2 separate regions of the Homo sapiens genome follow, and region 2 is linked to region 1. Evidence: chromatin loops called from intact Hi-C (ENCODE). Cell type or tissue: OCI-LY7. All regions are shown on one strand. Links, peaks and the distances in the headings refer to the core of each region. The heading gives the core; the rest is flanking DNA.

Region 1 (16,731 bases), core at 8,700-16,699:
GGCAGCATAGTTTCTGTGTAGCTATAGTGTAGAGTTATGTAGCATCCTATTGTGTTAACATACTATCAATTTTCTTATCAATAGATTATGATAATTTTTAGTTTTTGAGCATTTTTAATAAAGCTGCTACAAACATTCTAGTACACATTTCCTACTGAATATGGACATTTCATTCTGTTCATTACGTTAATATAACAAACAGAATAGTGGGGCTGAGAGTATACAAATATTAATCTTAGTAGCTACCACCAAATATTTTCCCAAAGTGGTTGCATCAATTTAGTTTTACATCAACAGTGTTTCAGAATTCCAGTTTTTCTAACACTTCACCAGGATTTAGTATTGTCAATCTTTCAAATTTTAGTTATTCTGATGGTTATGCAATGATATATCATTGTAGTGTTAATTTGCATTTCCCCGATTATTGATGACGTTTAATGCCTTTGTATATGCTTAGTGGATTACGAATTTTCTTTTTTATAAATTACCTATCCAGTTCTTTGGCCCATTTTTCCTCTGAGTTTTCTATCTTCTCCCAATTGCTTTATGATAATTCCTTATACATGTTGAACATCCGACATTTTTCCATTATTTGTTGCTGGCTTTTTTCCTCTCTTAATGGTAACTGTGATGAACAGAGATACATAATTTTGATAAGGTCCAATTTTTCAAGTTTCTCTTTTATGTAGAATGCTTTTTGTAAAAATCAATGTAAGGAATCATTGCCTACACCAAGTTTACAAAGATATTTTCTGGCTGTTTTTCTAGAATATTGACTGGTTCAGCTTTTACATTAAGATAAAAATCCACTTCAGTGTAACTTTTGTGTGTGTATAGGTAGAGGCAATATTAATTTTGCTACACAAATATCCAATTTCTCCAGCTCAATTTATCAACTAGACTATCCTTTCCTTGAATGAATTGCAATCTTTCTTTTATCGTAACTCAGCCAATCATGTATTGGCCAAAATGCCTATCCTTGCACTGTGGCCTCATTGTCTTAATTGTTTTGCTTTATCATATGTCTTGATATCTGGCAGTAACAGTTTTACCTCTTTAATCTCTTTTTCAATAGAGTCTTGTCTATTCTAATTTCTTTGCAATTATGTAAATTTTAGAATTAGCTTATCAAGTTACATAATCACACACTTATGTGCCTGTGCAAAGCCATTAAGAGTGTGATGCAGTTGAATTATTCGATCAGTTCGAAGAAAATAGTCATCTTTTTTTCAGCCATGAACATAATATATCTTTGCATTCATTTCAGTGATCTTTGATTTTCTTTAATAATTATCTTTTTTTATTTTTATTTTATTTTGAGACAGGGTCTTGCCCTGTCACACAGGCTGGAGTATACAAACACAGCTCACTGCAGCCTCAACCTCCTGGGCTTAAGTGATCTTCCCGCCTCGGCCTCGCAAGTAACTAGGACTATAGACATACACCACCACACCTGGCTAATTTTTAATTGTTGTAGAGAGTTGGTCTCACCATGTCACTCAAGCTAATCTCAACCTCCTGGGCTCAAAAAAGCGATCCTCCCAACTCAGCCTATCAAAGTGCTGGGATTACAGGTGTGATCCATGCACTTGGCCTGTTTTAGTTTTCACTGTAGAGGTCTTACACATTTTTATTTGATTCATTCTGATGCTTTTGATATTTTTCATGCTGTTATAAATAGCATCTATGTTTAAATTCTTATTTTTAAACATTTGTTGTTAATGTAGAGAGATGCAACTGATTTCTGTACATTGGCGTTCTATCCAGCATTCTTGCTATATTCTCTTACTAAACCCAATATTTTTCTGGGTTTTATACATATATAATCATGTTGTCTTCAAATAATGATGGCTTATATTTTTCCCATCGCAATCCTTATGCTTTTTATTTCTTTTTCCTACTTTCCTGCACAGGTCCGGACCTCTAGTACAATAATGAATAGAAATGCAGGCAAAATAAAAGCTTTCTACATTGTGCCATTAAGTATGATGCTTATTGTTGGTCTCAGTGCATGTAATTCACCAGATTAAGGAAGATTCATCTTAGTTTATGAAGATATTTTCTTTACTATGAATAGATATTACATTTTACCAAATGGTTTTTCTGTGTCTATTATATTGATCACATTATTTTCCTATTTAATGTTTGATGTTGAATTACATTGATTGATTTTCAAATGTTGACTCAATTTTGGATTCCTAGAATAAATTCAACTTTATCATGAAAATGTTAACATTTTAACATAGACTGAGAAGCTGTAGAGTGTGCAGGGTAAGGAACTGGCCCTAAGAGTAAGACTTTCTTTGTTCTAATTTCACTTCGCCACTTTTGGCTACTCAACTTCGCTGTGCCTTAGTTTTATCATATGTAAAGTGCAGATTAAAATCTTATTATTTTTATAAGCCTTATTGCTTATCTGATAGGGTTTTAAGGAAGATTAAATGGGATAATATACAAAACACTTAGGACAGTGCCTAGAACATAGTCGCTGTTATTATGTGGCAAAATTCTAAATACAAACTTTTATTTGAAATAATAACTAGAAAAGGAGGTAAGTTCTCTTTTTATCTAATTAAAGGCGTCCAAGAATTTCTTATATTCTTTCCAAAATTTATATCTCCTTTGTTGCCCAGAATAGATATTTGTAATACTGCAATGATTTTCTGAAAACAAACAAATGAATTATAATTTAAATTATTATACTTAGAACATTGTATTTATTAAATAAATATTTCTTTCTAATTATTTTTCATTGTAAAATAGAAATATTTTGACCAATACCTTTATTTACTTATTTATATATTTGACTAGTAACTACTAAGTGCCTCTTGAAAAAGCTAGTTAATAAATTAATACTTTTTCCTGCTATGCCAAGCTATTTATTTATTTATTTTAAACATTTATTTTTATTTTTTGAATCTTAGATTATCAAACTGGATTATAACTTGAATGGTGTAATTTTTCCTGACCCTTCAGGAGACTCATATACAATGATAGCAACTTTTTCTATGTTGCTTTTGGATGGTCTCATCTACTTGCTATTGGCATTATACTTTGACAAAATTTTACCCTGTAAGTAATAGTGAGTTTTTCTCTGTCCTCTACAGTTATTAATTACATTGAATATATTTTTTAAGATTATATAGACTTTTAAAATGAATATTAAATATTTCCCATTTCAAACTAATAAGTTCATTATTTCTACTTCATAGTTCTAATGGTCTAATGAAATTTTTATGTAAAAACAATTCTTCTTATGACTTTACTATAGCAATATATTATAATTATATGACAACAATAATTATAATACATCTTGTAATTGTGTGGTAATTAAATAATGTTAGGTTTTCATGGATCCCTGAAAGTGTTTTGAAAGGGTCATATTAGGATTTATGTCAAAACAAGATAAAAGAAATTAGTTCTTATGGTGGTTTGGCTCTCGGGAGGCCATTATACTGTGGAAGAGCTTTCTCATGAATATTTGTTCAGCATCATTCTCAAAATGTTTTATATATTGTTCATATTTACAGAAGTATATTGATCGCCCAGTTAAATTATCTTGCAAACAACCAAAAATGTCACGTAAGCCCAGAATTTTTTCACACATTCTAGAATCAGAAAGCTTTTTTTCTGGCACAATCTTCTTGTTTATCCTCTTATTTTATATGTTCCTTCCACTATTTAAGGTTGTCTTATAGGTTTTCTATGTATTTACTTGTATATATTCCTGTCTTTCTGTGACTTCTGGTTGATATGTGAAGGCCCTTAATAATAAATTCAACTTTGTTTTTTAAACTGGAAAAATATATTTAAAATATCACTATAAATTTATTCTAAACAAATACAGTTTCTCCATGTATTCATGCCTAAGCAGGAATATATAGATTTCAATATTATGTTCAATTATGTTGCTGTGGTCAAATTATTTAAGTTGACAAACATGTCTACAATTATTTTTATGCACTGTATTAAGGCTTTGTGTCTTCCCAAATATTTGGTTTCATTCATTCTCCTAAATACCTTTTAGATCACATTTTAAAAAAATTTAATAAATATGTTTATTGGGTGATACAAATCTGTTTTTCATGAGCCTATTAAGGATAATGCAACCCATTGTTAAGACTGGAAAAAAAGGACATATAATGGTTTCCTTGTTGGGTGTCCTTTTCTACAGATGTAGACAACAGAGGCTCTAAGATCTGTACTAATGTCTTGATCAGGGAAAAGCTGGAGTCCAACTCAGCTGGTCATACACCTAATATTTTATTCGAACCTCACTTTCCTATTGACTTTCTTTTTTTTGATCACATTCTATTTATACTTTGTTGAAAGCTGTATTATATTGTTTAATTTTGCAATATGTTATTTCCTTTGAATTCCCATTGTTTACTTCATCATCAAGTTTTCTTCTTAATAATAAATTGAGTTTTAGAAGAAAAAATGTCTCTATGATGCTTAAAACTTCAAGGCATTCTGCATTGTTGTTAGCAAGGCTTCTTTGCGCATTCTTTTACTATTACTGATCATATTTTGTTGCCTCTTGGTTAATTAGATGGAGATGAGCGCCATTATTCTCCTTTATTTTTCTTGAATTCATCATCTTGTTTCCAACACCAAAGGACTAATGCTAAGGTTATTGAGAAAGAAATCGATGCTGAGCATCCCTCTGATGATTATTTTGAACCAGTAGCTCCTGAATTCCAAGGAAAAGAAGCCATCAGGTAATCACACTTATAAGTAATACTAATGCATGAGCACAAGGCTGAAGAATTATTATTATTTTTAATTTTATTATTATTATACTTTAAGTTTTAGGGTACATGTGCACAACGTGCATGTTTGTTACATATGTATACATGTGCCATGTTGGTGTGCTGCACCCATTAACTCGTCATTTAGCATTAGGTGTATCTCCTAATGCTATCCCTCCCCCCTCCCCCTACCCCAGAACAGTCCCTGGTGTGTGATGTTCCCCTTCCTGTGTCCATGTGTTCTCATTGTTCAATTCCCACCTATGAGTGAGAACATAAGGCTAAAGAATTATTAACCGAGAGCATCAGGGTGAGCTTGAGGCAAAATATTGAAGGAGAAGATATTTGTTTTTGTCAATGTCACTTTGAACTGCTCCATTTCCATCACCACCAATTTCTTCTGTTACTTGAAAGGAAAATCCTCCTTGTTTATCAGCTCTGTATCATATTATCCAGCCACACTTCATCTTGTCCCCCTTTCTGCCTCTTTCTCTTGTGCCCACCTCTCTTTTATACTTGCTCCTTTCATTCTGTGAACCCCTCTCTCCATGGTTTCATCTGGTTTTATATGATAAGTTGGAAGAAGTAAGAAATTCTGAATCAGAAATTCTTAGATCCTAATACTCTCCTCTCTCATTTGATGTGTACTCTTGGAAAAATGAGTAAATTTTATGAGTCTCAGTGTCTTCTATGAAACAAGATTAATATTGACTTTGTAGGGTTGTTATGAGACTTGGTATATCACAGAATTGCATGAGGAGCATTTAGAATATCTGTTTTTAGCCAGGGATTCTAACTCAGCAGTTTTGGGATTGAACCCAAGTATCATGGATTTCAAAATAGCTTTGTAGATTTTTCTACAAAGTTTGGTACAAAGTTAATGGATCAGCGCTTTAAATAGCAATCGTTTATTTATTAACAGATGTTTACTTAGTGCTGACTATGTACCTGACTTGCACATAATTCGCACAAAAAGCTTACGAGGTAGGTATCTTTATTTTCCCCATTTTGAGAATACAAAAAGTGAAGCAATGAAAGCTTAAGCCTTTTACCCAATATCACACAACTCGCAAGTGGGGAACTGGAATTGTAATCCAGATAGTCTGGCTCTACAGTCTATGCTCTTAACATACTATTGAGATGTCAGGAGGCAAAGAAAAATGAATAAATAGAGAACCATATCTAGGAAGTGAAATATTTCCAAGACAAAGAGGCCTAACCCATATACCTAAGCTTCCTCCATCTAGTTCTTAACCAATTTTCCGTTTAAGTTTTCTGAGAGGGGCAACAGCGCTTCCTCTGCTCTAGCTAGGAGTATACCAGCTCCATAGAAAATTTCTATCCAAACAAGAAAGGCCAAGTGAGGAATAATTCCATAAAACTCAGTTCCAGTGTCATCAATCCTTCTTTACCAGTTGAGGGCACAAAATAATATTGTATTATATTATTATTCAAATTATAAAAATTTTCAGATCCAATCTTCTAACAAAATCTTTTACTTACAAAGACCTCAAAATTTTCTTTGTTCTTCTACTGCTGCCTAGTGACCTAGGAAAGAAAGTAAAATGTGCTCCACCCCCACCTTCCCCCAACTTCTCCCTTCTTCTCCCACATCCCCACTGTGCCTCCAAACCTAGCCAATGTATACAGTGTTGACTGGGTACACCTGTCACTTGGTCTGGATTCTTAGCTCAGGTGGAGACCTGAGGCTACTGACAAACCAGGGAAAGAAAGTCATTTGATGCAAGGACTATTCACTAAAGCTTTTGGCTCCATTGTGGGGCACCTCACCCCAGATCCACACCAAAGCAAGAAAGTAGGCTTAGGCGGTCAATGTTGTAGCTCTTTAATGGCAAGGTGGTACACACTCACTGAGTGTTAAAGCAGGTCTGGGGCTGCAAGGCAGTCTAAAACTGCCTTTTGACCATCCAACAGTATATGCAGTTTCTAATCCACAAGTTTTATCTCTTCTTTCTTCACAGTGATCATTTCTTAGTGGCATCATTACTCTTCCCCACCTGTAGACAATGTCAAATCTTTTTCAATCAATTCCAACGTGTGAATTCTATTTTGTATGAATATAAAAGGCACTAAGCCATTGATTTTTTTCTTCCTATGTGGTCTCTGCTTTATATAAAAATTGACTCTTCCTCTTTATATAGAAATGCTTTATATACAAAGGAACTCTTCCCCTAAGATACATAGAGCTTACAGGGTATGTAATCTTTAAGCTCTATGTATCAGGGGTATGGATGAAAGTTTGTAGAATTCTAACCAGAATCATGATTCTGGGTTTGTAAAAATATACATTTTTTATTCACAACTGGCTCTTCCTCATTCATAACTCCCAAGTCACATTTTCTCTGGGGGCAATTGTGTACACATATGTGCATTCCTGTAACTATAGACCATTCAGGCAATATTCCCAGAACACAGGTAGAATGTCTGCCTCAAATGTAAATGACTGATTTCATGTCTAAAATCCAGAAACAACAGCTCCTCCTAAATGGAATTTTCTTTATTAAAACAAAACATTAAAGTTTCACTTCAACAGGGATTCCATTTTACAAAGAAATGCTGAAATAAAATACCTGGTGAGACTCATCATCTTTTAACTTTGCTTCATTCATTCATTCAACAAACATATTGTTGCTGGGTTCTTTACTAATCTTTAGGGCAGCAAATATGAACAATAAACTGTCTTTCAAGGAGCACACAACACAGGGAACAAAATAAATAGGTACATGAAATTCAATCTGATAAATGTAGGGATAGAGATATTAACTACTGTTATTTAGTCAATAGAAGTGTTAACTACCCTAGTTTAGGGAAATCGAAGAGAACGTCTATTTTTGTTTTAAAAAGTTAAAAATTACTGAAGAAATTTAGGCTTTTAAAGCTGACATATTCACCATCCGGGTTGAGCAGATATAAACATTATTGTCATATTTGCTTTGTATTTTTAATGGATATATTATATGTTTATTTAAAGTCCCTTTTGATCTCTTTAAAATATTTTCTCCATCCTTCGTCAGAATTTACCTTTATAATGGATTTGGTGTTATCACTTTCCATTCATATATTTACATATTGCACCATACACTTATAGCCCTAATCAATATGTGATATAGATATATGTGATATAGCTCTGTGTGTTTTTGATATAATCTATAAATGGTATCAGACTGTACTTAAGTTTCTACATATTGCTTCTACACTCAGCATTTTGCTTTTTGGGGTGTATTCATAGTGATAACTATGGGCTAATGCATTGATTTTAATTTTTATATAAAAGTATTCTAAGATATGAATCTACCACTTTTATTTATCTTTTCTGACATTGAAAAATATTCTAGTTGTTTCTAATTTTTTGGTCTGACAAATGATGTTGCAATGAACATTCTAAGAATAAGACAGATAAAAAGGTGTGTTTGTGCATATGTACATATGTGTGTGTGAGTGCATGTATATATGTATATGTGTATGACACACCCAGCAGAAAAGACAAAAAGCACTAAGCTTTGTGCAGGATATAAATGGTGGTTTGGTGATCCTGACACATAAAACATGAGGCCGAGGATGCCAAAAGATGTCACTGGACAGACCATGAGTGGCTGCTTCATGTGGTACAAAGTAGCCTTGACTTTCCCTCTGAGGCTGATGAGGAACGTTGAGGAGTAAATAAAATGGATTTTAAAATAAATCACCCTGTTTCCTGTGTGAAGCATGGATTCTAGGGGAATAAACTGAAAGTAGGGAAAGGAACTAGAGGCAGTGAACAAGAGAAGAATAGTTGAAGACTTAAAAGGGACCCAAGACTTGAACTATTTTAGAGTTAAATTTTACAAAAATGATACCAGGTTGGATGGGTGATGAATCTGAGTGAGAATCAGGAAGAGAGTAGTTGAATGTCCATGCTGCCAAATAAGATCCTGCGTGATGGGGAAATGGGTTTAGGTGACAATGCAGTGAAGTCTGTTCTGCATATGCAGTTTTAGAGCAGTTAATTCTCAAACCTGGCTTCACATTAGACTCATTTGGAAGAACATTTAAAATATCCCAATCCTCAGCCTTCACTGCCAAGAAAAACTCATCACCCCAGATCAATTAATGTGAATCTTTTTTCTGTGAACTCTGCAGAGAAGTAATTAATGTGAATATAATATGAATCTCAGATGTTGTTTGCAGGCATCAGTTCCCTTTGGAATTCTAATGTGTATTCACAATTAACAACCACTGATTAAGAGCTGTGTGTCTGTGTGTGTGTGTGTGTGAGAGAGACAGAGAGAGAGACTATCTATGCAGCAAACCATTAGATGTGTGAATCTAAAGATCAATGAAAAGGGTGGGGTCAGCATTAGGTTGATGCTAAAACAAAAAATCCAACGAGAAAACTTCTGGAGAGAGTCTCAAATGAGAAGATCCATCATATACATGGAGAACCCTGTGGAATATCAAGCTGATGTGTCTGATGAAGGAAGAGGACTTTATTAGGAAACAGAGAAGGAACATTTAGAAAAATAAGAAGCAAAGCAATTAAGTCACCATTAACAAAGAGAAAGTCATCAACAGTGACTCATAATCCACTGTAAGAATGGAAAAGTATTTGTTGTATTTTATAATTAGGAGGTCACTAATGATTTCATTATGAAGTGGTTCACTGGAGTGGTGAGTTCAGAAATCAGAGTGCAATTGAAGAGGAATTAAAGGTCAGGAAGTGAAAATGGCAAGTTTACAATGGCAAGTTTATTTTGAGAATTTTGTACAATACAGGGAGGAGAGAAATTAAATTGTGTCCAAAGTAGAGGTGAGTTCAAAGAGGAACTATTAGAGAGAACACTATAAAAGATGCAGGTGACAGAGTGTCTGACTCATAAACTAATAAGCAAGACTTGGAGACGATGCAGGATGCCAGTTCAAGACCCTAGGTAAATGAGCTGATCTTGAACAGGGGGAAGAACCAACTGTTCTAAAGCTAGAGGAAGAAAGTGAGGATAATTACACAGCATTCTACTTTTCTAGGCAAAATACTAGTAGTTTAATTGTAACTTGAGAGAGACTCCTCTATTTTCTACCTCAGGGGAAATAAGTAATCAAAAATAGGGTTTTTTCTTTCTGAATAGACTGTTTATGCCATCCCTTATTTCACATAAAGTGGTTGGCTGCAGTTATCACTATGACTAGGGCTATAAATGGCCCGTGCTATTTTCACTTCTGTGTTGGCTAAGTAAGCACCCTTTTTGTTATTTCAGAATCAGAAATGTTAAGAAGGAATATAAAGGAAAATCTGGAAAAGTGGAAGCATTGAAAGGTAAAGAAAAACATTGAAAAATTTCATTCTTTCACTTCTTTCTTTATTATAAAAAAGGGAAACATTCAATGTGAAAAAATTTGAAATATGTAGATAAGCAAAAGAAAAAAGAATATAAATAACGCTATCACTTGGACATTAATCATGATTAAGAATATGCTGTAAAATTCTTCCAGATATTTCATGAATCTATTAATTTATAACAGTGGTATCATACAATGAAAGATGTAATTTCTCTTTGTTTTTAAAGATTAATCTGCTATGAACAATATTTTATATATTGTCACTGTGAGGAAAGAACATCTAGACTGAAATCTGATAAAGGTTTTATACTAGCCGGTGAATTTACATAGTTTATATGTACTGGTGAGGTTAACTAAAGCAAGATGAGTAAAACCATTGACTATGAATTAAATTTCACAAGTCAATATCCTATAACAAACCTAAGTTATAATTTGAAATGAAAAAACACATTTTGATACAAAATATTCTAACATACAGTTTTCTATAACAGACATTTAAGCAAACATCAAAGTGAGTAGCTAGATTTCATGGAGGACTATTTACTTTTATTAAAAATAATTTTTAGGAGGGATAAAAATGATTTTTATAAAAGACAGAAGCCTTAAAAGCTGAAAAAGAAGAGCCATGAACCTTCCAGAAGTGTAGAGTTCTCCGACCATTGTGTTTATATTGCGTGTATTTTCTAATAAATACAGCATCCTCTAATTCAGTCTTATTCATTGCTTTTAGATTAGGTCTTTGAGAATTTAATGTATTTGTATGAGCAATTTTATTCTCTCTCTAGGTTTCTCTCATCAAATACCATCTAGAGCTGTGATTTCTTTCTTTAATGTTAGCTCAGGAGATACTGAAATAATTTTAAATTGATTACTTAAAGTTTTGGAGCACATTTTGAACTACCTTTGTACTCATCAAGTCATGAACTTCTTTTTGTCTAAACAAAAAACTTCTTTAAGAATTTTGTTCATTTTAAAAATAGCAGCACCTTAAAAAATTAAAAGCATTGGACATCAACACATTAAAAATATGATTATGAATTCAAACCAAGTATAGCTGCTCTTTGGGAAATCAGGGAAGAAGTTGCAATCCCTTAGCCTCCTCTTCCTTCCTCATGGAGTTAGTTTCTGGAGCACATCTGCAACACCTTTGGGACACACTTTTGAAATCTTTTATCTATGGCCTACTTTTCAGAAGCTAAGTACCATTCCATTATATGGATACCACGACTAACTTATTAACACACCAATGTATGAGATTCAATTTGTTTCCAATTTTTAGTGTAATAAAAAATACTAGAATGAACAGCCTTGTTCAATCTTTGTAAATGTCATAAATTGTTTCTTGAATATAAATTTCTAGAAGCAGAATTATTCAAAGGAAGCATACTTTCAAGATTCTTGATTCATATTTCAAATTATTTCCCTCTAAAATCATAAAAAGTCATACTCCCACAAGCAATACATAATGAATAATAATGACAACGACAACAATAGCAATAAACACTTAGATTTCATTGAGGATTTGGTGTGTGCGGGAAACTATGCTAAGTGATTTACATGTACCATTTTACATTTAGGCCTGTGAAAGACATGTTAATATATCTCTCACTTTGCAGATGACGAAACTGAGGCTTCTATTTAATTTTTCCAGTTACTGTGGGTCAGTCCCAACAGCCAGTATCACTTCCCTCTTACCCTGGAAAACACCGTATACTTTGCATTTAAAAATTACAGGCCAGGCATGGTGGCTCACATCTGTAAATCCCGAAGTGGGTGTATTGCTTAAACTCAGGAGTTTGAAACCAGCCTGGGCAACATGGCAAAACCCTGTCTCTACTAAAAATACAAAAATTAGCCAAGTGTGGTGGCGTGGGCCAATAGTCTCAGCTACAGGGAGCTGACGTGGGAGAATTGCTTAAGCGTGGGAGATTGAGGCTGCAGTGAGCTGTGATTGCTCCACTGCACTCCAGTCTAGGTGGCAGAATGAGATCCTGTAACAAAAAAAAAAAATTACAAACATAAAATTTGTTAATGTATTTGTTTAGTTGTCCCAATATTATTTATTAAATAAACCATCTTTCTAATACATTTGAAAGGTCATTTTATTAATCTTTATTTTTATATTTTCTTTGGTCCATATTAGACTTCTGTTCTGTTCCATTGGTCACTATATCCTGCACCAGTAACATATTATTTTAATTATTATAGTTCTGTCACATATTATTTTGGCAATTAGGAAAATATTGATCATTGTGTATTTTAAAGTATTGAAATGCTGAGAAATATGCCACTAAACTAAATAGCCTTGTTCTATGTTGGGACCAGGCCTGTCTAATGCCTTTCTGTTTATACTGTTAATAATTTGTTAACAATTTGTTCTAAAAATAGGCTTGCTCTTTGACATATATGAAGGTCAAATCACGGCAATCCTGGGTCACAGTGGAGCTGGCAAATCTTCACTGCTAAATATTCTTAATGGATTGTCTGTTCCAACAGAAGGTGAGTAAAAAGAAATTTCTCAAAGGCAAGATGTCTTATAATAGAATGAGGTCAAGCATATGCCTCTCATTTTAAATTTTAAATTTGATGGCTTAAGAGAAATAATGTTTATCTAAAGTTGTTTCCAAGAGCTACATAATTTTGAATATACTTCATATTTCTGCAATTTTATAAAAATTATTATCTTTATTCCATTGTGTGATATTTCAGGGTAGATGTGCAGTTCTATAAGCATATGTTTGTAACAAGAATAATTAGTAGTTCACAAATTGTGTTCACATATATGCAGTTCTATAAGCATATATTTATGTCAAGAATAGTAGTTCACAAATCATTTTAGACATTTGTGAACATATGCCAATATTTTCTTAAATGAGATCTATGAATATTAATAGAATGTATTATCTTGCCAATTTTATTTTTAACTTCTATTCTTAGGATCAGTTACCATCTATAATAAAAATCTCTCTGAAATGCAAGACTTGGAGGAAATCAGAAAGATAACTGGCGTCTGTCCTCAATTCAATGTTCAATTTGACATACTCACCGTGAAGGAAAACCTCAGCCTGTTTGCTAAAATAAAAGGGATTCATCTAAAGGAAGTGGAACAAGAGGTAGGAGGGCATGCTTGGATTAACTGACCTGCCAACCACTTACCAAATTAAATCATGACCACAGAATTCTCTTCAATGATTTATTTGCCCTGTTATGAATAAAATTTAGGCAAAGAGGTCCCATAACAAATATCGACTGCTTTAATGAGTGGTTAAAATTGCATAATATGAATCATTTTGGATTTTATTTTTATTTTTTATTATACTTTAAGTTAGGGTACATGTGCACAACGTGCAGGTTAGTTACATATGTATACATGTGCCATGTTGGTGTGCTGCACCCAGTAACTCGTCATTTAACATTAGGTATATCTCCTAATGCTATCCCTCTCCCCTCCCCCCACCCCACAACAGGCCCCCATGTGTGATGTTCCCCTTCCTGTGTCCATGTGTTCTCATTGTTCAATTCCCACCTATGAGTGAGAACATGCGGTGTTTGGTTTTTTGTCCTTGCGATAGTTTGCTGAGAATGATGGTTTCCAGCTTCATCCATGTCCCTACAAAGGACATGAACTCATCATTTTTTATGGGCTGCATAGTATTCCATGGTATATATGTGCCACATTTTCTTAATCCAGTCTATCATTGTTGGACATTTGGGTTGTTTTCAAGTGTTGCTATTGTGAATAGTGCCACAATAAACATACGTGTGCATGTGTCTTTATAGCAGCATGATTTATAATCCTTTGGGTATATACCCAGTAATGGGATGGCTGGGTCAAATGGTATTTCTAGTTCTAGATCCCTGAGGAGTTGCCACACTGACTTGCACAATGGTTGAACTAGTTTACAGTCCCACCAACAGTGTAAAAATGTTCCTATTTCTCCACATCCTCTCCAGCACCTGTTGTTTCCTGACTTTTTAATGATCGCCATACTAACTGGTGTGAGGTGATATCTCATTGTGGTTTTGATTTGCATTTCTCTGATGGCCAGTGATGATGAGCATTTTTTCATGTGTCTTTTGGCTGCATAAATGTCTTCTTCATTTTGGATTTTAAAAGTTGCGTATTTTCTCATATAGGTACAACGAATATTATTGGAATTGGACATGCAAAACATTCAAGATAACCTTGCTAAACATTTAAGTGAAGGACAGAAAAGAAAGCTGACTTTTGGGATTACCATTTTAGGAGATCCTCAAGTAAGTGAGATTATGCATGGGGAAGGAAGCAGGTCGAATGTCTGCAAAATGTCAAGTTCTTTTACCACTAAAAGTGGTAGAGCTTTCATTGTAATGCATCAAGAGAGAACCTGCTATGTTTAACTATAAATAGAAGTATATTGGAGAAAAATGGCTGGATGGTTATTATTTTATGGTATTTATTGTTTTTCATGCTATCTTCTGGATACAGTTAATGTGAAAGAGAGACATATTTTATATATCTTCATTCTCTGTAGATTTTGCTTTTAGATGAACCAACTACTGGATTGGATCCCTTTTCCAGAGATCAAGTGTGGAGCCTCCTGAGAGAGCGTAGAGCAGATCATGTGATCCTTTTCAGTACCCAGTCCATGGATGAGGCTGACATCCTGGCTGGTAATTGTTGGTTTTATCTCAGTGTTACCATGATGCAATTGGGGAATTTAGAAGCGAGGTCTATTCCCAGGGTAAGAGCCCTGCTCTCATTATGGTGATGTTCCTACATTCTATAGCAGTCAGGAGGACGACAGGAGTCTAGTTCCACTGTGGAATTCCTTTCTGGTTGTACATTTGCTAGGTAGTGACAACTAATGAAAAATTCTGATTACCTTTTTTTTTTAGATCAGCTGTCAATTAATTTAAACATTCAAATCTTTTTTTATATATATTTAATTGAAAAATAGACACTTATTCTTTAGCATCAGAGTATACAGTATACCATGTAATTTATGTGTTTTTTTTTTCAGAAAGTATTGGAAGGTGCAGATAGACTGGTGTTCATGAGCTTATTTTATTTTAAATTTAATTTATTTGTATAAATTTAATGAGTACAAGTACCGTTTTGTTACATGGATATATTATGTAGTGGTGAAGTCCAGGCTTCTGGTGTATTCATCACCAAATAATATACATTGTACCCATTAAATAATTTCTCATTCCCCATCCCCCTCTGACTCTCTCACCCTTCCGAGTCTTCAGTGTCTATTACTCCACACTGTATGTCCATGTGTACCCATTTTTTAGCTCTCACTGATAAATGAGAACATGCAGTATTTGACTTTCTGTTTCTGTGTTGTTTCACTTATGATAATAGACTCCAGTTCCATCCATGTTGCTGCAAAAGACATGGTTTCATTCTCTTTTATGGCTGAATAATATCATGAGTTCATTTTAAATGCATCAATTTTAATATGTATTTCAAATGTTAAAATGCACACTAGATCTAGTTATACCCTGTTGAATACTTCTCCTTTGCACTTCTGAGCCTTGGCTCCTCGTCTTTCTTTACTAGAGAAAGAAGAAATGACCCCCAATATCTTTTCTCCCTTGATTTCTTTCATTCAGATAGAAAAGTGATCATGTCCAATGGGAGACTGAAGTGTGCAGGTTCTTCTATGTTTTTGAAAAGAAGGTGGGGTCTTGGATATCACCTAAGGTAAAGACTTTGGGAATAGATTGGATTTATGTGTTTGCAATACTGGTATATGAAAAAGGTGGACAATTATGAAACAGAACTGGCCTCGTGCTTCATCTCTACCATACTGGATTGATCAGTGTTTCCTGAATACTTTTTTTTACTTTCCTTCCTCCTGTGTCTTTACAATGTTAATCATTGGCAACATTTCAACATGATAAACCAAGCCTGACTTTTCACAGCAAGACTACTTCATGTGCCACTTTTCTAGGTAGCTGTTCTGTGCAGCCTAAACCTCTACCTGCTTCCTACCCACATTTTCCTCAGCTGATCCATAGAATTCTGAAATATGTTTTCATTCTTTCATAGGGCAAAAAGGCAAATAATTTCAGAAGCCAGTATCAACAAGGAGAGAATCTAGGGGCAGAAAGTAATGATAACTGTGGCTAACAAAAAAGTGTATATATTAGTCTGTTCTCATGCTGCTAATGACATACCCGAGACTGGGTAATATATAAAGGAAAGAGATCTAATTGACTCACAGTTCGGCGTGGCTGAGTAGGCCTCAGGAAACTTACAATCATGGCAGAAGGGAAAGCAAACACGCCCTTCTTCACATGGTGGCAGCAAGGACAGATGCAGACTGAAGGCAGGGAAAAGCCCCTTATAAAACCATCATATCTCATGAGAACTCACTATCATGAGAACAGCATGAGGGTAACTGCCTATGATTCAGTTACCTCCCACTGGGTCCCTCCTATGACATGTGGGAATTATGGGAACTACAATTCAAGATGACATTTGGGTGGGGACACAGCCAAACCATATTGGTGTATATCCAGGCTAAAATAATTGTTTAAAATAACCCTATGGCCAAACAAAGCATGCATGTGGGCCAGATTTTCTCTACTAGCTAATGATATGGTCTGGTATAATAATTATTTTCCCTAAGAAGTCTCTTCTTCCTAACATTCT
Region 2 (16,731 bases), core at 3,910-11,909, 53 kb after region 1:
AAGAGAAAAATGGAAAAAGAACTAAACTATTTCAACGCTGTCGTAGAGAGATCTAGTGCAGGCTTTACTCTCTATTTCCCTAACACACCCCTTGTAAAAGAAGCTGACCACTGTGTACTGCATCACCAATTCTCTTCTTTGATGCCTGGATTCCAGCTGGGTTTGATTAATCCAACAGGAAGTAGCAGCAACAGATTGAGGATAGAAGGAAAGGGAGGTCAGACCCTCCTCCCCTGCTTTGGTACCAGATCTAGTGGTGAATGGATCCTTGAGGCCCACAGGCTTTGCCCTCCTCCAGTTACACTCACCTGTTTCTTCCCCTTAAGGGGACTGACCCCAGGAATGTCTCCCCCGGCTGCAGGCCACACTCAACCTCCAGCAATTCATCAAAATTACCATTTATGCATTCCGTCCTACCAATTTCTGGCTCTAGTGATTTCTGCTCCAGGTAAGCTGATCTTGGCTGTGATTCTCTGTATTCACTTGTTTCTCTGGATTTTAGGGTTGTAGTTTGCCCTGAAACCTCAATCTCTGATGGGTCCAAGAAATATCACTGATTTTCAGTTTGCTTAGGTTTTTTCTTACTGCAAGAAAGCGAATAATGACTTCCACGCTCTTTACATGTTGGAGGTGAAGAAATTGAATTTTAAATTTTATTGATTTTTAATTAATTAAAATTTACATTTAAATACTCACATGGGGCTAGTGGCTACCTTACTGAAGAATGCAGTTTTAAAGTTAATCATATCTTTGTCCTCTTCCTAAACTATAAGATTTTTAGGGAACTTAGCTCTGATCATGGCTCTCTCCTCCCATATAACTGCTGTTTGATACTTGAGTTGTCCATTGTGTTTAACACTGCCCCCTGCACACATTAGTCATTATCATCATTAGTTTGCACAATCAATATTTATTTAGTTCACTAATATATTTATTAGTTGCTAGCATTCACCTACTTCTTTCTGGATTCAGTTTTTTCTTCTTCTTGGAGGATATTTATTAGTAGTTCTTTCAGAGATGTCCATAAAATAGAAATCTCAGTTTTTTGGGGTAAAGATATATCTATTTTATGCTTACACATGAATTATATTTTAGCTGGTTTGTCAATCAGCCTTTGCCAAACCACCTTAAAACTTACTGGCTTAAAATAGCAATCTCCTTTTAGCTTTGTTTTCCTGTTTCATTTCTGGCATCTGGGTATTTATTTTTCTTTAAATGTGATCTCTGTTTTTGTTACTTCTTATTTAACCATTTTATTTATTTCCTTGTTGAAGGAGCATTCACATTAGCATAGTTCAACAATAGAAATAGAAATAGCAATAAAGATTTTGCTATTATCTTACAAAATCCCACTGTGTGGTATTTTGGTACAAATAAATTGAAAAGTAACTGGCTTGATATCTTCTTAAGGTTTTTTAAGTTGTATGCTAAATACACTAGAAAACTTGCATAAAATACTCCCAGGATGGGCTCAGAGGAATAATGATTGTATATTGGAAACAATAATTTTAGATGACCAAATACATTTTTGTTTGAAGTTTCCGTTGAATGTTTATAAAAAGGCTGAACACCTGAGATTCCTATGTAACAGTAAATAATTTCTCTGGAGAAAAAAGACCTAGGCAAAATCTAACATATATTAATTTAATCAAACATCTTAAAACAAATACAGAAAGAATTAGTGCCCCCCAGATATTGTGGAGTGGGGCCTAGATTTCCTGGCCTATAAGATAAGGAGCCAAGATTTCCCAGTGTTTCTGTTTAGGTTTCCTGCACAGAGATGAGCATCTACTATAACAAAATAAACTCTTTGTTTTTATGTACTGCCCCCAACAGAAGCTGACAAGAAATGCAATGGCAGCAATGTTTAGTTCTTTCAAACCCAGTGAGCTCTGTGAGGCTTCTGAACTCTGACTATAACTTGTAATGTAATTGTAATTGTTGGTGATGTTTGAGGAGCCCAGGCTTACTAGTTAGTCTTATATAGGGTAAGAATAAAAAAGAAACCTGTATAACCCAATTTCTTTCCTTCTTTCCTTCTTTCTTTCTCTTTCTTTTCTTTCTCTTTGTTTCTTTCTTTCTTCTTTCTTTCTTTCTTTCTTTTTTCTTTCTCTGTCTCTCTCTCTTTCTTTTTTTTTTTTTTCCAAGGTCTCACTCTGCTTACTCTGTTGCCCAGGCTGGAAGGCTGTGGCGCCATCTCAGCTCACTGCAACGTCCACCTCCCAGGCTCAAGGGCTCAAGTGATGTTCCCACCTCAGCCTCCAGAGTAGCTGGAACTGCAGGCATGTACTACCACACCTGGCTGATTTTTTGGTATTTTTTGTAGAGACAGGGTTTCACCATGTTGCCCAGGCTGGTCTGAACTTCTGGACTCGAGAGATCCTCCCACCTTGGCCTCGCAAAGTACTGGGATTACAGGGCACAATGACTTTCTTTTATAAATTCAAAGTTGAAGAATATAAATTTAAAAAATATTAAATCATATTTAATTATATATTAAGAAAATTTCCATTCATACAAAAATAGCAAAAATATTACAAAATTTAGCATTAAATATGTCAATTCTTTTTTTATTGCTATTTTTGTATTGGTGCTAGTGTCTTAGGTATGAGTAACTCAGTTTATTCCATAAGTACGGCTTTTCTCTTGTACATTTAAAGCATTTTTCTGTCAAGTCTTTAAGTCACTCACTATTTATCAGTTTCAATAGCTATCGATGCCTTTCCTGATCCATCAATGATTTTAATTAATGATAAATAACTTCTAAAAATATGTTGTTTTGAGCCATCAGTTCAGAGATAAACCTTACAAATTTTCCTTTAGTTTCAAGGAGCATTTCTTAAGGCAGCAGGACTTATGAGTTCCTGACATGTCTAAGGCAATCTTCCACTCTCCTTGATACCTATTTGAAGACTCCTCACAGTATCCTCAAGTGCCCAGCACATCTGTTGGTTTGTTCTTAGAATTTGCTTCCTACTTCACAGAAAAATCTTAACCCTGAGGACGGAAATCTTTACTTCGTGTTGTCACATTTTTTAATCCTCTCAGCTTTCACTGGCACTTCCTTTTTTTCTTGTGACAGAGAAAAAAAAAAACCTGTCCCATCTGATCCAATACCGTCTTACGCAGCCCCTCCAAAAAAGCAGCACTCCACCTGTTACTGCGTTTCTCCTGCGTGTTCAGCGTTCTCCTCCTCACTTTCCCTTTTTAAATGTTGTCTTTAAAAAACAAAATAACAACCTTTTCTTGACAAAAACAACTCACTTAAACTACCACCCAACCTACAACCTTTCTTTTATAACTAAGCTTCTTGAAAAAAAAAAGATACTTTTTTTCTTTTGTTTTCCTACCTCACATTCAATATTATACATTTAAAACTTAAAACATATGTATTGAGCAACCTTCATGTTCCAGGCTCTGTGAGGTACACAGCGGTGATGATTTTGTACCCTTCAGTTGTTTACAATCTATGGTGTGGGAGAAATGAGTATATTTAGCCTAAAAGACAGTGAGGTACATACTACAATAGCAGTAACCACAGCGTGCTGTGGGGGCACCTGGAAGGGGCATGGAACCCATATGCAATGAGGGCAAGGGTATCAGTTCGTTCTCACGTTGCTAGTAAAGACATATTTGAGACTGGGTAATTTATAAGGAAAAGAGGTTTAATTGATTCACAGTTCATGGTGGCTGGGGAGGCCTCAGGAAACTTACATTCATGGCAGAAGGGGAGGCAAACATGTCCTTCTTCACAGGGTGGCAGGAAAGAGAAGTGCCGAGCAAAAGGGGGGAAAAGCCCCTTATAAAACCATCAGATCTTATGAGAACTCACTCTCTATCACAAGAACAGCCTGAGGGTAACTGCCCTCATGATTCAATTACCTCCCACAAGGTCCCTCCCACGACACATGGGGATTATGGGAACTATAATTTAAGACGAGATTTGCCGGGGGGACACGGCCAAACTGTATCAGCAAGGAAGGCACCTTGTGGGAGGAGAGATCAGAGCTGAAACCTGAAGGAAAAGTAGGAGCTGAGCAGATAGTTGTAGTCACCAGAGAAGTCCACTTGTGAACCGGAGTTAGTTACAGGAGAGCAAAGAGAGGTAAATGAGAACATGATGTACTTATTAAAAAAGAAAATCATGTAGAAGTATCTGGCTTGAGTTGGAGGAAGGAGACAAGGCAAGGGAAGAGTGGAAAGAGAAGAAAGGACCAGATAATTAAAAAAAAAATTCTTGTACATTTGCAAAGAGATCAGGACACAGTCAAGGCAGTAGTGGGAATGATATCATAAAAATTCTATGTCAGAAAGATTGTTTATATGTGATGTGGAAATAGATTGCTTTCCCATTTCAAGATGGCAGATAAGCAAAGGATAGACACAAGGACAACATTGCTCAATATCTAATAAACTTCCAAGAGAAAAGAATAGAGAGACTAGAAGGAAAGCAATATTTGATGAAGGTATTAGTTAAAATTTTCCCAGAACTTAAAAAGGAGACACAAGTTCTTTGATTGCAAGTGAACACAAAGTGCCATGTAGGACAAAACCCAAAAATCTATACCTGAGCACACTGTCATGAAATTCCCTACACTTGTGGTTAAAGAGAAAACCCTAAGATGTCTTCACAAGAAAAACAAAAAAACCTCAAACTTACGAGTACCAAAAGCACTTTATCATCATATCTGGATGAGAAAGCAATAACATGCTATTTTTAAAGTGAGAAATATAAGACATTTTCAGTCAGAGCTATAAACAAAAACAGAAAACAATAATGGAATGACAGAGTAACAAAAATACAGATAGAGAAAATGAACAGATTTGTTATAGTAAAAAAAAATTTACAAATGGCCAAAAAGTATATTAAAATATGCTTGACACCACTAAGAAATATAAGTTATCAAGGTGGTACTATTTTTTATTAATCAGACTGGTAAAATTTACAAACACCTATAATGTCTAGTTTTGACACAGCCGTGGAGAGTAGAGTCTCTAGCATTTGGTGAGTCATCCCTCATTGCAAGCTACTGCACTCAATACTTTACATATGTTATTTCCTTTAATCTCTACCATCTCCCCTCCACCCCAAACCTAAATTTATAAATTCTAAAACACCCTTGTTAGATACTATTGTGTCCTCTGGATCTCACAGATGAGAAAACTAAAGCTTCCTGGGTAAATCATTGGGGCTCCAAGGTAAGTTACTTGCCTTGCATTGCAATTAGTAAGAAGTAGAGCTAATGTTTTAAGTTCAAATATGCTAACGGGTGTATCCTATAAGGAGCAGGAAGATGGGGGAGAAAGATGTATAGAGACATAGGCTGATTTTTTATATTGCCAGAGTAATGTAGATCCTGATACGTTTGTTAACATTTGAGGGTTATCACTAGTAGAACAAAATACTGATCCAGAACTTTATAGATGATAGTTGGGGAAAAAGGAAAAGGGGAACCTGAAAAAAGGAACAGAGAAAACACAATCACTACAGAAATGGATAAATGGGAAATAACAGGAAAGCGTAATTTAAAGAGACCATAAAATAAGATGACTGGAAGAAAAGGATTGGGTAACCAAAGGACTTACATCCCCTTCCCTGCCCTGCCCATGGATAGTAGAAGATTTGCAGATAAGGTAAAAAGAGAAATGCAATTATACTACTTCAACAGGCATCCTTTAGGCATGTAATAAAAGTTTGTCAAAATATATCTGAGAAATGCAAATTGCAAATGAAAGTGGAGGGCAGGAATATATCACACAAAGGATATTTCAAGGCAAAAAAAGCACAAAACAAGACCAAGTAGAATTTATTACATTTTTAAGAAACAAAGAGGGCCAGGCGCGGTGGCTCACGCCTGTAATCCCAACACTTTGGGAGGCCGAGGCGGGCGGATCACGCGGTCAGGAGATCGAGACCATCCTGGCTAACATGGTGAAACCCTGTCTCTACTAAAAATACAAAAAATTAGCCGGGCATCGTGGCGGGCGCCTGTAGTTCCAGCTACTTGGGAGGCTGAGGCACGAGAATGGCATGAACCCGGGAGGCGGAGCTTGCAGTGAGCAGAGATCACGTCACACACACACACAAAAAAAAACAAACACAAAACAAAACAAAAAACAAAGAGAAATGTTTGGAGGATATCTGACAAAACTCACATGCAGGCAGTGCAGCCAGATCTGAGAAAGAATGAAAAGCAAGAAGATAAAAGCCCCTGGAAAACAAGCAGACATTCTCAGTCTTTATCAGGCAGCTGGACCGCTTCATCCTTCTCTCTTTACAGATCAGGTTTTTCTGTTTTTGCACAGTGTTGAGAAGGGCTGCACACAGGTCTTGGGGTGACAAGTCCTCCTTACAAATAGCCAGCAAAGATTCCAAGAAGAATGTTGTAGTCTGGTGCAAAACACATCACATGAAATTTATAAGGTTTCTGGCACTGGAGAATACTGCCGCAAAATAAATGAAGCAAAAGGCAAGGAAAATTGTAAAATATGTGCACATAAAGTAAGAATAATGGAATAAACAGAGATATATGCAAATGAGACAGCATAGCATTTGTAATTTGAGCTCATAGACTCTACAGATTGTCTGAGTTTTAACTCAGTTTCCGCTACTCACCATCTGTGTGAATTTGGGCAAGTTATGTAACTCCCTGGGCCTCACCTTTCTGGTCCGTAAAATGGGTTGATTAGAATAATGCCTACCTCATGGGATTATTCTGTGGATTAAATGTTTTAATATTTAAGTATGTCTTAGACACAATAAATGCTATATGTAGTTGCCAAAAAAAGTGTACATTATGGTATAAAATCAGTGTCATTTCATTTTTGAACTCCCATGGGATTGTTTTTGAATTGGTAAACTGATTCAAAAACTTCTTTATAAGAGTAAATACGTCGGGCGCAGTGGCTTCTGCCTGTAATCCCAGCACTTTGTGGGGCCAAGGTGGGTGCATCATTTGAGGTCAGGAGTTCCAGACCAGCTTGACCAAAATGGTGAAACCCCTTCTCTACTAAAAACACACAAAAATTAGCTGGCCGTGGTGGCAGGTGCCTGTAGTCCCAGCTACTGTGGAGGCTGAGGCAGGAGAATCGCTTGAACCTGGGAGGCAGAGGTTCCATTGAGCCGAGATTGTGCCACTGCACTCCAGCCTGGGTGACAGAGGGAAACTCCGTCTCAAAATAAATAAATAAATAAATAAATATTAAATATTGTTTAATCTAGAAAATATTAAAAAGAAGATCAATGAGAGGGAGCTTGCTCTGTTATAGTGCCACAGAGATTACAGTGTGGTACACTGAAGGAAACATTGAAAACAGAATTTAGAACCGAAAGTCAAAATCAACTAGGTCCAGAACTCATAAGCTCTAACCTAGGTACAAAGTTCTTCTAGGAAACAAGTTACTGAAAAAAAATTTCCTAAATTATATTCTCTGTGCACAAAATGTTGGCGATGTTATTAAATGTATTGAATGTGATAATTTTGTATTTTCTGCAGAAAATCAACCAACCTATAACCTTTTCTGTAGACATATGGAAACAATCAGAAGTCTTTTTTTTTTTTTTTAAGTTTGACAGTCTCATGGATTCAGGAGTTCAGCCTACTTCCACAGACTGCTTGCTGAGCAACTTCTGGATCGCATATAATTAGAAAAAGGATAAATATAATTGAATCAATATTGAGAGAATGGGAAATGGGTAAGGAAGATTTCATTTGGTTATCATGGTCCATGAGACACAGATAAGAGGCTGATTTAAGAATTGCATGCATTTATTGTTTCCCTTTCAGCTGTATGTTCAGGAAGAAATTACAGTACTGAAGAATTTAACAGACTTACTGGCTGTAAGCAGAATGATAGTGGTCCTTTCCCCCCTCTTCTTCAGCCAAAGATGAACTCCATGAATTATAAGAATTTTGGAACAGTCTTTTCTTCTACTTACATAAGATGCTCAAAAATAGACAGAATGGCATCTATTACCAGTTAAAAATGTTTCTCTAACAATACTGGAAAGCAGGACATACTAAAATTCAGTAGTTACTGGTGGAGAAAGTAGTTTGTTTCATGGGAACCGTTGCAGAGATGACAAGCCTGGAGGCTTTGAGAGCACAGGTAATTGTTATGTGAGATTTCTCTAAAGATTCTGCTCGCTTCAGTACCATGAAAGATGAAAGATGCTACAATTAGTATGCACACAATGAAACTGAGATGCAGATGGAAACTCAGAGTTTCTTTTGTTACCCTGAAGAAAATTACATTGCTTTATTGCCGTATTTCTGGATTCAAGTTTTAAGAATCTGTTGAAGGTTTTAAATAGTTTCTAACCCAATTTGTATGTATTTACTTGTCACTTAAAATATATATATATATAACATATATATTTATGTATTTTTCACTTTGTTCTGCTCTACTCTTCTCTGGATTGGCTTCTTACTTATCTTTGTTTAAATCATTGTGTTGGGGTCAACTCTCCCATTAGGGCCTTGTATGAAAAGACCGATTGAGAAAGGCTAGATTCTCCTTGGTTTGATAGTTCCTAATGTTTTGATATGTCCAGCCAACCATCTGCAACTACAAACTCCCTGCTGAGTAACTAGCAGGAAACAAAGAAATGGAAAACAGCAAAGAAATCACCACGTGAGCAGAAGATATTTTGGCAGGCTAGCTGAACTGAGACCAGATTCTCCTGGGAAATTTGTATAAAACAGAACTATTCACAATGAATGTGAAATTAAAAGCATGATGTAGTAGTGACCCAAAAGGAATGTGAATTCTCCTCCAGAACATGCAGAGACCCATGGATGAACTGTGTTTCTAGATTTTTCCTCCAGCTTTCCTGAGAGTAAGTTAACCTCTAAAATTGTGGTTATTTTGCATATAGAAATATAACATAAGACTATAAATAGGCATGCCAGACGTTTAGGTAGAAACCATTAAAAGCAGTAAGTTATTAACGAGTCATTTTGACTTTTTAAATCATCTATTTTATTTTGTATGTCTAAATAACCAAATGAAGAACTAAGAATTTAAATTTTTACCCCGTAACTAAAACATTTTTGGACAAATAGCATACATTATCTAATAGGCTATTGAATAAATCAAAAGAAATGTCACGTTATGTTGCTTCTTTACAAGTATGAACTATTTCCAAATTTATTTGAATTACTTACTCTTCTTTGTTTGTTTTTAATTTTACTGCCAGAGGAATTGTAAGCATTGCAGGATGCATAATTTTCTGAGTTTTGAATTGTTTTTAAATGGCTTGAGAATATTTTCATCAAGAAAACTTAAGGAAAGATTTTTATTGATCTTGTTTATTATAGTAACTATTTTAAAATTTTGATCTAATTTGTTGCCCAGTGCAACAAATTAGAAAAATTTGTTCTGTGAATAACAGGAATTTTATCTGACTGGGAAATGATTGGCTTTTTATAACCAATTTATTATTTCTAAATTATACAATTTCCTATTCAGAACAATTTAAGCTAATTAGATGTTTTATATTATTACGGTGGGTAGTATATTTTTTCTCTGATATTTACACTAAGATGTTCAGTGGGGGGAAAAATCAGTCTTAACGCTCAGAGATAAATAACCACATTCATGACAATGAGATTATGTAATTGTTTTTTATTCACAAATATTTTCTGGCACACACATTAATTCACAGAAAGAAAGAACAGTAGTCACGTGGGCACAATATTTAACCCTTTCAGATACTGAGGTTTATCACCGCTTGATTTCTTAGTTGGAAATGTTGCAGTTTGGTTTCAGGCAGGATTTCCAGGCTATCACAGCCTGCTCCGATGGCATGATTATTAGGAGCTCATCTGCATCACTGGTGAATTTCTTTGGTCACTTCTGGACAGTTTTTAAACATAAGTCCATGCCCTTCTTTGTTCTGCTGATGAGGCACGTCATAAAATAAATGTCCAGCAATGTCTTCCTGTCTTGTTCTCAGGCCTCAGGCTCTCGGACTCCTTCCCCCAACCCTGCCCCCATGTTAACTTTCTATTGCTGCTGTAAAAAAAAAAAAAATGACCACAAACTTAATGGTTTAGAACAAAACAGAGTTATCATCTTACAGCTCTGGGGGTTAGAAGTGTGATGTGGTTCTCACTCGGCTAACATCAAGGGGTTGGCTAGGCTGTGTCTCTTTCTGGGGGCTGTAGGGGAGAATCTGTTTTCTTACCCTGTGTAGCTTCTAGAGGTTTCTTGCATTCTTTGGTTCATGGTCTTCCTCCTCCATCTTCAAAGCCGTAGCAGCAGAATGAACCCTTCTTCTACTGCCTCACTCTGATCTTGTCTGCCTCCCTGTTTTACTTTTTAGCACCCTTGTGATTACACTGGGTCTACCCAGATAATCCAGGATGATCTCCCTATTTCAAAGTCAGCTGATTAGCAACCTTAATTCCATCTACTGCCTTAATTCCCCTTTGTCATGTACTGTAACATATTCACAAATTCCAGGATTAGAACGGGACCATTATTCTGCCAATCACATTTCTCTTCAACTATGCCTTGTGATATAGTTTGGCTCTGTCCCCACTCCAATCTCATCTTGAATTATAGTCCCCATAATCCCTATCTGTCATGGGAGGGACGCAGGAGGAGGTAATGGAATTATTGGGGCAGGTCTTTCCTGGGCTGTTCTCATGATAGTATTCAAGTCTCACGAGATCTGATGGTTTTATAAAGGGGAATTCCCCTACCCAAGCTCTCTTGCCTGGCACCATATAAGACGTGACTTTGCTCCTTATTTGCCTTCAGCCATGATTGTGTGGCCTCCCCAGTCATGTAGAACTGTGAGTCAGTTAAACCTCTTTCCTTTATGAATTACTCAGTCTCAGGTATGTCTTTTTTTTTTTTTTGAGACAGTCTCACACTGTCACCTAGGCTGGAGTGCAGTGGCGGAATCTCGGCTCACTGCAACCTCTGCCTCCCAGGTTCAAGCGGTTCTCCTGCCTCAGCCTCCCAAGGAGCTGGGATTACGGGCACTCGCCACCACACCCAGCTAATTTTTTGTATTTTTAGTGGAGATGGGGTTTCACCACGTTGGCCAGGCTGGTCTCGAACTCCTGACCTTGTGATTCACCTGCCTCAGCCTCCCAAAGTGCTGGGATTACAGGCATGAGCCACGGTACCTGGCCTCAGGTAAGTCTTTATTAGCAGTGTGAGAACAGACTAATACACCTTGCCCTTCAGACTTCAGTAGCAGCACAGTATTCCCTGCAATAGACCATGGATAGGCTCCATCTCTGGTACTACCCCCTTGAGGCTGACTTGAATAAATCGTCTTCCCACTTGAGCTGTCTCTTGAATACCAGAAGGGGTCAGCATATTCATGGCTTTGCTCCTGCCATGAATATGGCAGGATGAACCATGAACCTAGGATCCAGGAGCACCCTCATTAATAAAACCATTGAAGGGGCAATAGCAACCTTATGATTGCCACTCCTGTTCAACATGGCACCAAAAGAGGATACCATTGATGTGAAAACACAGGCCTTATTAGTCAACTGGCCTTGTGCTCCACTATACCAAGACTTGAACTACTACCTTTGAATCATTTCCTGGGTGAGTTTCCCATCCTAGAATGTTGGGTTTGTTAGCTAAGATTAGGTCTTACGTTTTCTTTATCAGTTAAAATAGTTCATGTTCACTAAAGCTCTACAACTTTCAGACCATCGTTGTTATTCTCCCTTATATACGACACCATTATGTAAAATGGTGTCATATTTGCATTTAACCTATGTATATTCTCCTGCGTACTTTAAATCATCTCTAGCTTACTTACAATACCTAATGCAATGTAAATTCTATGTAAATAATTGTTATACTTTATTGTTTCAGGAATAATGACAAGAAAAAAAAAGCTTCTACATGTTCAGTACAAACCTAGCCATCCTTTTTTTCTGAGCATTATCTACCGCCAGTTGGTCGAATCCACAAGTGCAGAACCCACAAATACAAATGGGTGACTATAGTTTTTGAGCTGTGTTAACATGAAAGAGTATAAATAATTACATTGTACCCGCACTACCAAACTGAAACTGTCATATCTGAAGTAAGTTACCTTCATTATGTTGTAGTAGGTCAGTTAATGGCTTTTGGACAGACATATCCTGAATTCTTTGTTTGTTCTCTGCAAACAATTCTATAAAGACTTCCTAAAGCCTATAAAGACTTCCTAAAGCCTAGGCCCATGTTTTAGAAAGTGAAAGTCTGGCTGACTGGTGGATCTGTGTGCAAGCCTAAAGGCCACTCTCTCTCTCTCTCTTTCACTCTTGTAAGCCTAGGCCCTTATGTGGGTTACCCTCAAGGCCAAGGCTGAGCCCATAAGCAGGCAGGCATGGGTGATTGTCTCTCATTGAAAATAGCAGAGCAACATTGGTGCCTACAAATGATTATCCCTATATTGATTTCAATAATACAATGGTAGAATGAGGTATCTGTTTAAGTACCTTCAAGGACAATTTTATGTGATTTGTTTATCTCTATTTGGCTGATTCATTCTCCCTAACTCCACCTCCCACCTATCCACATATGTATAGGAAGGTTATAGCCATCATAGATGTGAAGATTAGTTTGGGTGCTCTTTTCTATCAACAGTAAAAGCGGGCCATCTACTTTGCAAGAATAAAGTTTGTCTATAATACACCAAACCTATTCCTTGACTCAACAGTCCATTCCACAATAATTACATTTTTATGCCCATACCGTCTCCCCAAAATGCATTTTCACACCATTGAACACTAGTTAAAACTATGAGTTCCAAGTCTTCCTACCTCTTGGGATGTTTCATAGGAAAATCTCTATTGACCAAGTGACATAGATCTGGCTTTTATTTCTGTGCCTCTTCATCACCACATATTTAACTATTCCAAAATAGTTATTACCACCATCACTCTACTCTAGTTCCTTCTGCTCATTATCTCTTACACAGTATATCCTATCTAATTAGGCTTCACCTTATGAAGTAGGCTTTTGTAAATATCCCAGGGGATGAAGGACGAGGAGTTGAAAGATACAGAACAAAGATTCAGAATTGTATTTCATTTTCTGCTTCTAGCATCTAGAAGAGATTGTAGAGTGTTGAAATAATTTCTTCCTTAACAGTCTGATAGAATTTCCCAGTGAACCCATTCACTGGGGAACCACCAGTGATGCTTTCTGTTTTGAAGATTATTGATTATTAAATCAGTTTCTTTGACAGATAAAGGTTAATTCAGATTGTTTATTCTTGTGTGAGTTTTGACAGATTGTCTCTTTGAAGGAACTGATTCGTTTCATCTAGGCTATCAAATTTGTAAGCCTAGGGTTGTTCATAATATTCTTTGATTGTCCTCTTAATGTCTATGAGATCTGTAGTGATGCCCCCTCTTTCATTTCTAATATTAGCAACTTGTGTTCTCTCCCTCTTTTTTCTTAGTTAGTCTTGGTAGAGGCCTATTGATTTTATTGATCTCAGAGAACCAGCTTTTGGTTTTACTGATTTTTATCTATTGATTTCCTGTTTTCCGTTTCATTGATTTCTATCATAATTTTTACTATTTCTTTTATTTTGCTTTCTTTGGATTTAATTTGCTTTTCTTTTTCTAATTTCCTAAGGTGTAAGCTTAGATTGTTTGCTTTAGATCTTTCTTCTTTACTAATGTATGCATTGGATGCTGTAAATTTCTCTCTAAGCAAAGCTTTCACTGTATGCCACAAATTTTGATAAGCTGTGTTTTCATTTTTATTTAGTTCAAAATAAGTTTTAATTTGTCATTAGATTTTTTTCTTTGACTTTTATGTTATTTAGAAGTGTGTTTAACCTCCATGTATTTGGGAGATTTTCCAGTTATCTTTCTATTACTGATTTCTAGTGTAATTCTACCATTGCCCAAGAGCATGCATTGTATGATTTCTATTCCTTTAAATTTTCTAAGGTGTGTTTTATGGCTCAAAATTGGTCTATCTTGGTGAGCGTTCCATGTGAGCATGAGAAGGATGAATTTCCTGCTGTTATTGAGTGAAATCGTGTGTAGAAATGTTCATTTTACCCAATCGGTTGATTATATTGTTGAGTTCAACTCTGATTTTATTTATTTTCTGCCTGCTGGATCTGTCCATTTCTGCCAAGAGAGGTGATGAAGTCTCCAACTATAAGAGTGGATTCATCTGTTTCTCTTTGCAGTTCTCTCAGTATTTTGACACTGTTGTTAGCACACACATGTTAAAGATTGCTATGACTTCTTGGAAAATTGACCCCTTTAACTTTATGTAACTTCTCACTTTATCCCTGATAATTTTCCTTCTTTGGAATGAAAAGTCTGTTCTGTTTTAGAATTCTACTCCATCTGAAATTAATATAGTTATTCCAGCTTTCTTCTGATTATTGTTAGCATGGTCCATCTATATTTATCCCTCTACTTTTAATCTATATGTGTCTTTATATTTAAAGCTGGTTTCATGTAGACAACATGTAATTACATCTTTTTTGTCATCTACTCTGACAATCTCTGTCTTTTAATTGGTGCATTTAGACCATTGATGATCAAAGTGATTATTGACATATTGGATTAGTATCTACCAAATTTGTTACCATTTTCTATTTATTGCCTTTGTTCTAGTCTTCAATTCTATTTTTGGTCTACATTTTTTCTGCCTTTTGTGGTTTTAATTGAGCATTTAATATAATTTCATTTTTCCTTCTTTCTTAGATTATCATTCATTTAGACTCATTTTTTTTGTTTTTTGTTTTTACTTTCTTTCATGAATTTTCCAAAAGAAAAGCAAATTAAATCCTTAGAGTTTGCAATATATATTTACAATTAATCCAAGTCAACTTTCGAATAACACTATACCACTTAATTGGTAGCGTATCTTATAATAACAAAATAACCCCAATTCCTCCTCCCTCCTGTCCCTCATATCATTACTGTCATTCATTTCACTTACAGATAAGCATACAGGAACATTATATATGAATGTAATACATATATTGTATATATGGCATTATATACATATATAAACATAAGTATACACAATTGAATACATTGCTATTATTTTCTATTATGTTTCAAATCAGTTAAAAATAAGAAAAAGTTTTTATTGTACCTTCACTTATTCTTTCTTTCTCTCATGCTTTTTCTTTATGTAAATCTGAATTTTCTTTTCTTTTCTTTTTTTTTTTTTTGAGAGAGGGTCTCACTCTTTGCCCAGGCTGGAGTGCGGGGTCACCATCACAGCTCACTGCAGCCTCCACCTCTCAGGCCCAAGTGATCCTTTCTACCTCAGCCTCCTTAGTAGCTGGGGCCTCAGGCATAAGCCATCATGCCTCACTAATTTAAATAATTTTGTTTTTGTAGAGACAGGGTCTCCCTATGTTGCCCAGGCTGGTCTTGAACTTCTGGGCTCAAGCCATTCTCCTACCTTAGCCTCCCAAAGTGCTGTAATTGCAGGCATGAGCCACTGTGTCCAGGCTTATATATAAATTTGTGACATATCATTTTACTTCTTTTGAAATAACTTCTTTTCATATTTTTGCAAGGCAGGTCTACTGGCAACAAATTCTCTCATTTTTTGTTTGTCTGAGAAAGTACTTCTCTTTCATCTTTTGAGGTTAATATCACAGAGTACATTCTACTAAGGGTAGAATGCTAAGTTGGTGGGTTTATTCTCTGAGCACATTAAATACTTTATTCTCTTCTTGTTTCCATAATTTCTGAAGAAAAGTTAGATAAAATTCTTATTTTTGCTCCTCTATAGAAAAGATGTTTTCTTCCTCTGGCTTCTTTAAGATTTTTTTCTTTATCTTTGATTTTCTGTAGTTTGAAAATGATATTTCTTGGTGTAGTTGTTTGAGCAAATATTCTGCTTGGTGTTCTCTGACCTTCCTGAATCTAAGGTTGGGTGTCTAGCCGTTATCTGGGGAAATTCTCAGTCATTACTGTTTAAAGTATTTCTTCTGTTCCTTTCTTTCTCTCTTTTTGGTATTCCCATTAGGCATATGTTACACATTTTCAATTGTCCCATAGTTCTTAAATATTCTGCTCTGTTTTTTCTTCAGTCTTTTTTTGTTTTCTTTTCAAAAAGTTTTGGATTCTTTTCTCAGCTGTGTGTAGTCTACTAATAAGCTCATCAAAGATCAAAGGCATTCTTCATTTCTGATAGTATTTTTTAATATTAGGCATTTATTTTTGGTTCTCTCTTAGAAGTTTTATCTCCTTTCTTACCTTGCCCATCGTTCCTGCATGATGCAGCATTATAAGAAATATATATTTTGTCTCTGCCCCCTAGTTTTGGCACAAAACCTCTAAAACCCTTGTAATTTCCTGAGTCATAGGGGTGATGGGAATAGCGTTAGTTATAATATTTGGTCCCTGTTCCTGACACAGAGCTTCTAAGACCAGGAATCTCTGAAGTGAAATGAGTATCTTCGTGTTAATGAGATATCTGATGGCTGAAATCCCCTAGATTGCTTCAGGATAGGACTGGTTGCCAGGGAATCACCCATGTGATTAGAAGGTTTCAGCCCCATCCCCAGATGTCCAGGAAGAGGAGAGGAGATTGAGTTCGAGTTAATCTCCAATGGCCAATGATTTTATTAATCATGCCCATGTAAAGAAGTCTCCACAAAAGCCCTAACTGAAGGAGTTTGGGGAACTTCTGGTTTGGTGAACATCTCAAGGTGCTGGGAATGTGGTGCACCCAGAGAGTTAATGGAAGCTCAGTGTCCTGTCCTGCACA

Evidence for each region. Hi-C counts contacts between places; a loop is a spot of excess contacts. Peaks named below come from ENCODE experiments on the same cell type or tissue, not always from the same donor. Only the 100,000 strongest peaks of a DNase experiment are listed, where the experiment ranks them.
Region 2: a loop joins it to region 1, with 2.1 times the contacts of the local background. A loop is called at or near these places in 2 of 110 quality-filtered maps.

What each region holds. Positions count from the first base shown.
Region 1 is chr17:69,111,229-69,127,959 of GRCh38, reverse strand. ABCA6 (ATP binding cassette subfamily A member 6) reads left to right here. Exons shown (of 39, transcript NM_080284.3): 9 at 2,925-3,072; 10 at 4,553-4,721; 11 at 10,004-10,062; 12 at 12,474-12,584; 13 at 13,023-13,198; 14 at 14,223-14,342; 15 at 14,600-14,738; 16 at 15,687-15,777. Among named protein-coding and RNA genes, the nearest start is that of MIR4524A, 20 kb to the right of the region's middle. RefSeq lists an enhancer at 9,708-9,897. In OCI-LY7, for the core only: no CTCF peak of the experiment used is centred there; DNase peaks (open chromatin) are centred at 9,649, 9,939 and 11,799; H3K4me3 peaks cover 5,036 bases; H3K27ac peaks cover 5,282 bases.
Region 2 is chr17:69,052,974-69,069,704 of GRCh38, reverse strand. ABCA9 (ATP binding cassette subfamily A member 9) reads left to right here and starts at 8,778. Exons shown (of 39, transcript NM_080283.4): 1 at 8,778-8,839. LOC124904051 (a long non-coding RNA gene) reads right to left here and starts at 10,566. Exons shown (of 2, transcript XR_007065889.1): 1 at 10,190-10,566; 2 at 9,613-10,017. In OCI-LY7, for the core only: a CTCF peak has its summit at 11,315; no DNase peak of the experiment used is centred there; H3K4me3 peaks cover 942 bases.